Regions from separate parts of the Homo sapiens genome. Here region 1 is linked to region 2. Evidence: read pairs that join two places in POLR2A ChIA-PET (ENCODE). Cell type or tissue: A673. All regions are shown on one strand. Links, peaks and the distances in the headings refer to the core of each region. The heading gives the core; the rest is flanking DNA. Region 1 overlaps LOC124903837. Region 2 has its middle 12 kb from the start of CTNNBIP1.

Region 1 (4,387 bases), core at 140-4,139, 300 kb after region 2:
TTGCCTTTCTCACTCCACTCTGACTCCCTGAGAGGACTCCCTCCTCTCCACCCCTGCCAGGCTCTGATACCTCCCAGCAGGTCGCCCTCCTGGGTGACTTCCACCCTCACCTGGCTGGAGGTCTGATGGGCACACCTGGCCACCCAGGGGGGCCGCTCCATGGCTTGTAACTCCCCCAGTGCCTTTTGGACTGAATTTCCAAGGAAGGGAAGGAAAGAAATGAAAGGCAAAGAGGGAGAGCTGTCCCTCAACTTGATATTATATCTTGAAAAATCTGCCGGGCGTGGTGGCTCATGCCTGTCATCCCAGCACTTTGGGAGGCAAAGGTGGGCAGACTGCCCGAGATCAGGAGTTTGAGACCAGCCTGGCCAACATGGTGAAACCCTGTCTCTACTAAAAATGCAAAAATTAGCCGGGTGTGGGGGCGCATGCCTGTAATCCCAGCTTCTTGGGAGGCTGAGGCAGGAGAATCGCTTGAACCCAGAAGGCGGAGGTTTCAGTGAGCCAAGATCATACCACCACACTCCAGCCTGGGTGACAGAGCGAAACTCCATCTCAAAAAAAAAAAAAAAAAAAAAAAAGAAAAAAAAGTTTGTGGCCTGGCACACTGGCTCAGGCCTGTAATCCCTGCGCTTTGGAAGGCTTAGGTGGGAGGATCGCTTGAGGCCAAGAGTTTGAGACCAGTCTGGGCAACATAGCAAGACCCTGTCTCTACAAAAGATTTTAAAAACTATCTGGGTGTGGTGGTGCACACCTGTGGTCCTAGCTACTTAGGAGGCTGAGGCAGGAGGATTGCTTGAGCCCAGGAGTTTGAGGCAGTGAGCTGATTGTGCCATTGCACTTCAGCCTGGGCAACAGAGTAAGACCCTGTCTCTAAAATAAATAAAAAGAGAAAAATCTCAAACTCTCAAAAAAAAACAAAACAAAACCCAACAAACAAACAAAAAAAACAAAATACAATGAAGACATATACCCTAAAGAAAGGTATCTCCAGCCTGGCGCGGTGGCTCACGCCTGTAATCCCAGCACTTTGGGAGGCCGAGGCGGGTGGATCACGAGGTCAGGAGATTGAGACCATCCTGGCTAACAAGGTGAAACCTCGTCTCTACTAAAAATACAAAAAAAAAAAAAAAAAAAAAAATTAGCGGGGCATGGTGGCGGGTGCCTGTAGTCCCAGGCACCTACTCCTACTCAGGAGGCTGAGGCAGGAGAATGTCGTGAACCTGGGAGGCGGAGCTTGCAGTGAGCCCAGATGGCGCCATTGCACCCCAGCCTGGGCGACAGAGCGAGACTCCTTCTCAAAAAAAAAAAAAAAAAAAGGTGTCTCCAGATGGGAGGGAAAAATGGCGGCCTGTTTGCGAGTAATCCTGGGAGTAACCCAGGAAAAAGGAAAAGCGGTGAGGAGGAAGAAGAGGGAGAGGAGGGAGGGGTGGGCAGCTGCCGTAACCGGGTCCTTGAGCAGACTGGGATCAGGTGTGGTGGGTAGGAGGTGTGGGGTATGGGCTGGGATGGCAGCATGGACAGTTCGCCCACTGTGATAGGTGGGAAGGCAGAGGACAGGGAACCTGGGTCCATAGCCTGGTAGAGTCAGTTTCTCCTGCCTTGTCACCCCAAACAATTCAACTGAACCTTCTAACTCCAGACCATCTTTCTCTCTCTTTCTTTCTTTTCCTTCCTTCCTTCCTTCCTCTTTTCTTTGTCTTTTTCTTTCCTTCTTTCCTCTCTTTCTTTTTCTCTGTCTCTCTCTTTCTTTCTTCCTTCCTTTCTGACAGAGTCTTGCTCTTTAAGGCTGGAATGCAGTGGTGTGATCTAGGCTCACTGCAACCTCCGCCTCCTGGGTTCAGGTGATTCTCATACCTCAGCCTCCCTAGTAGCTGGTATTACAGGCATGCACCACCACACCCAGCTAATTTTTGTATTTTTAGTAGAGACAGGGTTTTACCATGTTGGCCAGGCTGGTCTTGAGCTCCTGACCTCAGGTGATCCACCCGCCCTGGCCTCCCAAAGTGCTGGGATTACAGGCCTGAGCCGCTGCACCCGGCCCAGAGGCATTTATTTAAAATGTGCAATAAAAGTGTTCTGAGCTTCCCTTACGTACATAGGACTTCCTATAACTCATCTCCCATGCAGCTGAGCCTCTAGCTGAGCATGCCTTGCCAACTTTAATTAAGCCTAAATACCCAACAGCAGGTGGCTGCTGAAGGAATCCAGGAAATAACATCCCAAAATATGCCGCATTGCTATGATGATGACTTCAAACTGAAGGGATTTGGAAACCAGCAAATGCACAAAGGGGCTTTTCCTGAATTTCTCTTATCTGATTAAAGGTAGATTGTCCAGAAGGAAGCTAATCATCATAAAAACCCTCTCTGGGAATGTTTGTTTTTTTTTTTTTTTTTTTTTTTTTGAGACGGAGTCTCGCTCTGTTGCCCAGGCTGGAGTGCAGTGGCGGGATCTCGGCTCACTGCAAGCTCTGCCTCCCGGGTTCAAGCCATTCTCCTGCCTCAGCCTCCCAAGTAGCTGGGACTACAGGCGCCCGCCACTACGCCCAGCTAATTTTTTGTATTTTTAGTAGAGACGGGGTTTCACCGTTTTAGCCGGGATGGTCTCGATCTCCTGACCTCGTGATCCGCCCGCCTCGGCCTCCCAAAGTGCTGGGATTACAGGCTTGAGCCACCGCGCCCGGCCTGGGAATGTTTATCTATCAGAGAAGATGAACATGCATCCAGAGTCCAATCTAGAAGGGACTGGAAGTTAACACGCTGTCCGGACAGGCTCTTATTTATTCTTTTCATTTTGCTGGAAGGGGTGGAGGCGCAACCCCATCATTGCTTAAAAAAAATTATGATATAGGCTGGGCGCGGTGGCTCACACCTATAATCCTAGCACTTTGGAAGGCCCAGGTGGGTAGATCACGAGGTCAGGAGATCGAGACCATCCTGGCTAACATGGTGAAACCCCATCTCTACTAAAAATACAAAAAATTAGCCGGGCATGGTGGCAGCCACCTGTAGTCCCAGCTACTCGGGAGGCTGAGGCAGGAGAATGGTGTGAACCCGGGAGGCGGAAGTTGCAGTGGGCCAAGATCGTGCCACTGCACTCCAGGCTGGGTGACAGAGCGAGACTCCGTCTCAAAAAAAAAAAAAAAAAAAAAATTATGGTATGAAGATGAAAATGTCCATTCCTATCCCTGCACCGCCAGACTGAGGGGGTGGGGGAGGATCTATACCCTGACCCCTACCCGAGTCTTAAACCTCACAGACTAAGTATGGAGTGTGGGTGGCACAGGCACCTTCCCCATAACAGTTCCAAGGAAGCAAAGTGATCAATGGATCCAGTTTCCCCAGTGTCTTCCAGCATGAGACTGGTGAGGAGCTGCCACCTGGGACATCCCCAGTGGCCCTCATGTAACAGCCCAGATAGAGCCGATTTATCAAGACACGGAAAATTAGCTGGGCATGGTGGCGGGCGCCTGTAATCCCAGCTACTCGGGAGGCTGAAGCAGGAGAATCGCTTGAACCCAGGAGATGGAGGTTGCAGTGAGCTGAGATTGTGTCACTCTACTCCAGCCTGGGTAACGGAGCAAGACTCCGTCTCAAAAACAAACAAACAAACAAAAACCAAACAAACAAAAAACAAAACGCGGGGGGTGGAAATTGCAAAGGAAAGAGTTTAATTCACACAAAGTTGGTTAAACAGGAGACCACAGTTTTGCTGTTACTCAATTTACCCTCCTGGAAAATTCAGAGACTAGGGTTTTTAAAGATAGTTTGGTGGGCAGGTGGCTAGAGGGTGGGTGTGGCTGACTGGTTGGGGATGCAATCATAGGGGTATGGAAACTGGTCCTCTCTACTGATTCCACTTCTGGGTAGGGGCCACAGGACCAGCTGAGTCCTGAGTCTCTGGCTGGGTGGAGCACCTGGTCTTCAGAAATACAAAGTCTGAAAAGATATCACAAAAGGCCAATCTTAAATTATACAATAGTGATGTTACTTACAGGAGCAACTGGAGAAATTGCAAATCTTATGAGCCCCGGAACAATGGCTGGTAATCATTTATAACTACACCTACATTTTACATAATTCAGGCCCCTCTCACAATCCTGACCTTGTAGCCTTTCATTAGTCTTACCAATCCGGTTTAGTTTTGGGAAGGGTTATTTTCATCCTCGCTTTAAGGTTAAACCATAAACTAAATTCCTCCCAAAATTAGCTTGGCCCATGCCCCCAGAATGATCAAGGGCAGTTTGGAGGTTAAAGGCAAGAGGGAGTTGCTTAGCTCAGATCTCTCTTTTTTTTTGAAACAGAGTCGCGCTCTGTCACCCAGGCTGGAGTGCAATGGCACAATCTTGGCTCACTGCAACCTCCACCTCCCAGGTTCAAGTCAT
Region 2 (4,387 bases), core at 82-4,081:
AGGTCAGGAGATGGAGACTATCCTGGCTAACACGGTGAAACCCCATCTCTAGTAAAAATACAAAAAATTAGCTGGGCATGGTGGCATGCGCCTGTAGTCCCAGCTATTTGGGAGGCTGAGGCAGGAGAATCGCTTGAACCCGGGAGGCGGAGGTTGCAGTGAGCTGAGATCGCGCCACTGCACTCCAGCCTGGGTGACAGAGCAAGACTCCGTCTCAAAAAAATAAATAAATAAATAAAATAAAATAATATGGATATTGGATAGAGCCTTTTTTTTCCCCAAATAAGACAATTAAGTGTTTTATTGTTAATACATTTAGATATATAGCGGCATCCCTGTAGAGGTTTGTTTTACAGTGAGAAAGTTGTGTTTTAAGTTGACCCAACAATGAAAAACAACTATTGGCTGGGCACAGTGGCTCATGCCTGTAATCCCAGCACTTTGGGAGGCCGAGGCGGGTGGATCACGAGATCAGGAGTTCGAGACCAGCCTGGCCAAGATGGGGGAACCCCGGGTCTACTAAAAATACAAAAAATTAGCTGGGCATGGTGGCAGGCACCTGTAATCCCAGCACTTTGGGAGGCTGAGGTGGGTGGATCACCTGAAGTCAGCAGTTTGAGACCAGCCTGGCCAACATGGTGAAACCCCATCTCTACAAAAATACAAAAATTAGCCGGGCGTGGTGGCTCATGCCTGTAATCCCGGCTACTCGGGAGGCTGAGGCGGGAGAATCGCTTGAACCTGGGAGGCAGAGGTCGCAGTGAGCCAAGATTGTGCCATTACACTCCAGCCTGGGTGACAGAGCAAGACTCTGTCTCAAAAAATATATATAAATATAAATAAAAGCAATATAATGCTACTTCACAAAATATTTAAAATATTTTTTTCTCTTTTTTTCTTGACCCAATGCTAGCAGAAAAGCATAAATCTTAAAATATGCATTTCAAAAATTCTATACTATACTTGGGAGGCTGAGGCAGAAGGACTGCTTGAGCCCTAGAGTTCTAGTCCAGCCTAGGCATTATAGTGAGACCCCATCTCTTAAAAAAAAAAAAAAAAAAAAAAAAAAAGAAGCATTGGGCCAGGTGCGGTGGCTCATGCCTGTGATCCCAGCACTTTGGGAGGCTGACGCAGGCTGATCACCTAAGGTCAGGAGTTCGAGATCAGCCTGGCCAACATGGCGAAACCCTGTCTCTACTGAAACCACAAAAATTAGCTGGGCGTGGTGGCAGGTGCCTGTAATCCCAGCTACTCAGGAGGCTGAGGCAGGGAGAATCACTTGATCCTGGGAGACGGAGGTTGCAGTGAGCCAAGATCATACCTCAGTGACAGGGCAAGACTCCATCTCAAAAACAATAAAATAAATAAAATGGAGGCATTGTATTTGGGTTGACCAAGGGAAGCCTGTGTATTCATGGTCTTGCTATTTGAAATAATGGGAAATGAAGATCATAAAATTAACTGGGAGTCCCTACTGTGGGAAAAAGCCTACAATTCTGTTACTCCTGTCTTTTCCTTTCCTGGAGGTGAGGTAAATTACTTTTTCTGTTATATTTCCTTCTCTTAAAAGTTGTGCTAAAAAGATCTTATAATAGCCCAAGACATCCTAATGAAAGAATGTGATTGAGTTGGTGGGAATGTATGTGTTATAGTATAGTCTGTCTCAGTAGGGTGTCATTAGCAGCAGAAATGGAAGGCAAATTAAAACTAGTTCCTTTATCCTTTTCAGACCCTGCAGCCCCTTTAGCATGCTGCTTCTATATGTTTCCTACTCTGAAAAGAAATTAAATGGGAATTGCCTACTCAAAGCTGTTTTAAAATGTCCTAAGTGTCACCTGGATGCTTGTTTGAGGCCTGCCTGCATCCTCCTCTGTGAGCCTGCCTTCCTCTCTTTCCTAAGAACGTGCTTCTGCATATTAGTGAAATAAGTGCCTCTTTCTGTTCTGTCTATAGTTAGCCACCAATTAATAAGATGAGCAGAAATGCTCCCATGCTGAGCACTGTGCTAGGGGCAGGGAAGAAGCTGACACTACTTTATGAGGCAAGCTATGTAAGCGCCTTTTTATCTCCTAGGAGAGGCCCTCAATAGGTTCGGTCTACCCCCTGGAGCCTGTAGCTATTTCAGGCTACTCATTAAAGTCAATCTAGGATATTGCCAAAGCCTTTGAATTCTTTAAGTGAATTGCCTCCACTTGAAGTCAGCTAAAAATAGTTCACTTTCGCTCCCCAGGACGGCCCCCAAGTTACATGAACTACCTGCTAGACTCACACCCCAGCAAAAATATTGATGTCCCCAGCAAGATTAGCTTCCTGTTAAAGATCCAGGACCTGTGAATACATGCGTAACTGCAAGAATGGAAGCAAAGGATGAACCCAAGTTAAAGCCCAGCACAAGAATATGATGTAAGCGCTTTTGGGAAATGCAGAGATTTTCTTTTCTCTTCAAATAATAAATTACATCTAAAAATTAATGAGAGTATAGGCCGGGTGTGGTGGCTTAATGCCTGTAATCCCAGCACTTTCGGAGTCTGGGGCAGGTGGATCACCTGAGGTCAGGAGTTTGAGACCAGCCTGGCCAACATGGTGAAACCCCGTCTCTACTAAAAATACAAAAATTAGCTGGACATAGTGGCACATGCCTGTATTCCCAGCTACTTGGGGAGCTGAGGCAGGAGAATCGCTTCAACCTGGGATGCAGAGGTTGCAGTGAGCCGAGATCACACCATTGCACTCCAGTCTGGGCAACAGATCGAGACACCGTCTCAAATTAAAAACAAAAAAAAGGCCGGGCACGGTGGGTCACACCTGTAATCCCAGCACTTTGGGAGGCTGAGGTGGGCAGACCACGAAGTCAACAGATCGAGACCATCCTGGCTAACGAGGTGAAACCCTGTCTCAGCCGGGCGCAGTGGCTCATGCCTGTAATCCCAGCACTTTGGGAGGCCGAGGCGAGTGGATCACGAGGTCAGGAGATCGAGACCATCCTGGCCAACATGGTGAAACCCCAACTCTACTAAAAATAGAAAAATTAGCTGGGCGTGGTTGTGTGCACCTGTAGTCCCAGCTACTTGGGAGGCTGAGGCAGGAGAATCGCTTGAACCTGGGAGGCGGAGGTTGCAGTGAGCCGAGATTGCACCACTGCACTCCAGCCTGGCAACAGAGCAAGACTCTGTCCCCCCACCCCAAAAAAGAAACCCCGTCTCTACTAAAAATACAAAAATTATCTGGGCATGGTGGCACATGCCTGTAGTCCCAGCTACTCAGGAAACTGAGGCAGGAGAATTGGTTGAACTGGGGAGGCGGAGGTTGCAGTGAGCCAAGATCACACCATTGCACTCCAGCCTGGGCAACAGAGCGAGACGCCATCTAAAAAACAAACAAAAACCCAACATTAATGAGAGTACAAAGCATTATGCCAGACCCATCCATCATAAACTTGAGTACCTGCTATGACTTTCTCTTCTTTCATTTGGAACCCACTGTAGAATCGGTAGCCTCAGAGTAATTGGCTGAAGAGAGTGCATTCTTGGCTGGGCGCGGTGGCTCATGCCTGTAATCCCAACACTTTGGGAAGTCTAGGGGGCTGGATCACTTGAGCTCGGGAGTTTGAGACCAGCCTGGGCAACATGGCAAGTCCCCATCTCTACAAAAAAAATACAGAAATTAGCTGGGTGTGGTGGCACGCGCCTATGACTATAGGAGGTTGCGTGCCTGTAATCCCAGCTACTCACAAAGCTGAGGTGGGAGGATCACTTGAGCATGGGAGGCTGAGGTTGCAGTCCGCTGAGGTCATGCCACTGTGCTCCAGCCTGGGTGACAGAGTGAGACCTGGTTTCAAAAAAAAAAAAAGAGAAGAGTGAGCATTTTGGGGCAGGTAGAGCCAACCCTGATAGAAAGAACTTCATCTTGTGTTTACACAGAAGTGACTGCAAGAAAGGGAACAATTTGTTTCTGAAACTCCTTGTGACATTTATTGTTATAGCAAGTGCTTCTGGTCACCGAGAAATCATATGCATACTGCATCCAGAGACTCAATGAGAAAATTGGGCTCATGGATACTAAACTGTTCCTTAAATGCTCAAAGCTGATAATATACCAATTTTATACCATATATGTTAAAGGCCTCGAGAAAATTAAAGCAGGTTTTTTAGGGGCTAAAGCAAAGTGGCTTAGGATGAATAAAGCAGTAGACTCTACCATTTACTTGGTTTCCATCAGAATGGAAAATGCCAAGGCCAGCACAGTGGTTTTGCCCTGTAATCCCAGCTACTTGAAAGGATGAGGCAGAAGGATCACTTGAGTCCAGGAGTTCCAGACCAGCCTGGGCAACATAGCAAGACCTTGTCTCAAAAAAACAAAACAAAAAAAGGCCAGGCATGGTGGCTTA

Evidence for each region. ChIA-PET counts read pairs that join two places held together with the same protein. Peaks named below come from ENCODE experiments on the same cell type or tissue, not always from the same donor. Only the 100,000 strongest peaks of a DNase experiment are listed, where the experiment ranks them.
Region 1: POLR2A ChIA-PET joins it to region 2 with 5 read pairs; 4 of 35 experiments call an interaction of 5 or more read pairs at or near these places.

Annotation. Positions count from the first base shown.
Region 1 is chr1:9,621,580-9,625,966 of GRCh38, reverse strand. It overlaps LOC124903837, which reads right to left. Exons shown (of 2, transcript XM_047436734.1): 2 at 3,651-3,941. The coding sequence ends at 3,722. Among named protein-coding and RNA genes, the nearest start is that of PIK3CD, 28 kb to the left of the region's middle. In A673, for the core only: no CTCF peak of the experiment used is centred there; a DNase peak (open chromatin) is centred at 2,156.
Region 2 is chr1:9,920,202-9,924,588 of GRCh38, reverse strand. It overlaps a transcript of LZIC not described here. Among named protein-coding and RNA genes, the nearest start is that of CTNNBIP1, 12 kb to the right of the region's middle. In A673, for the core only: no CTCF peak of the experiment used is centred there; a DNase peak (open chromatin) is centred at 2,058.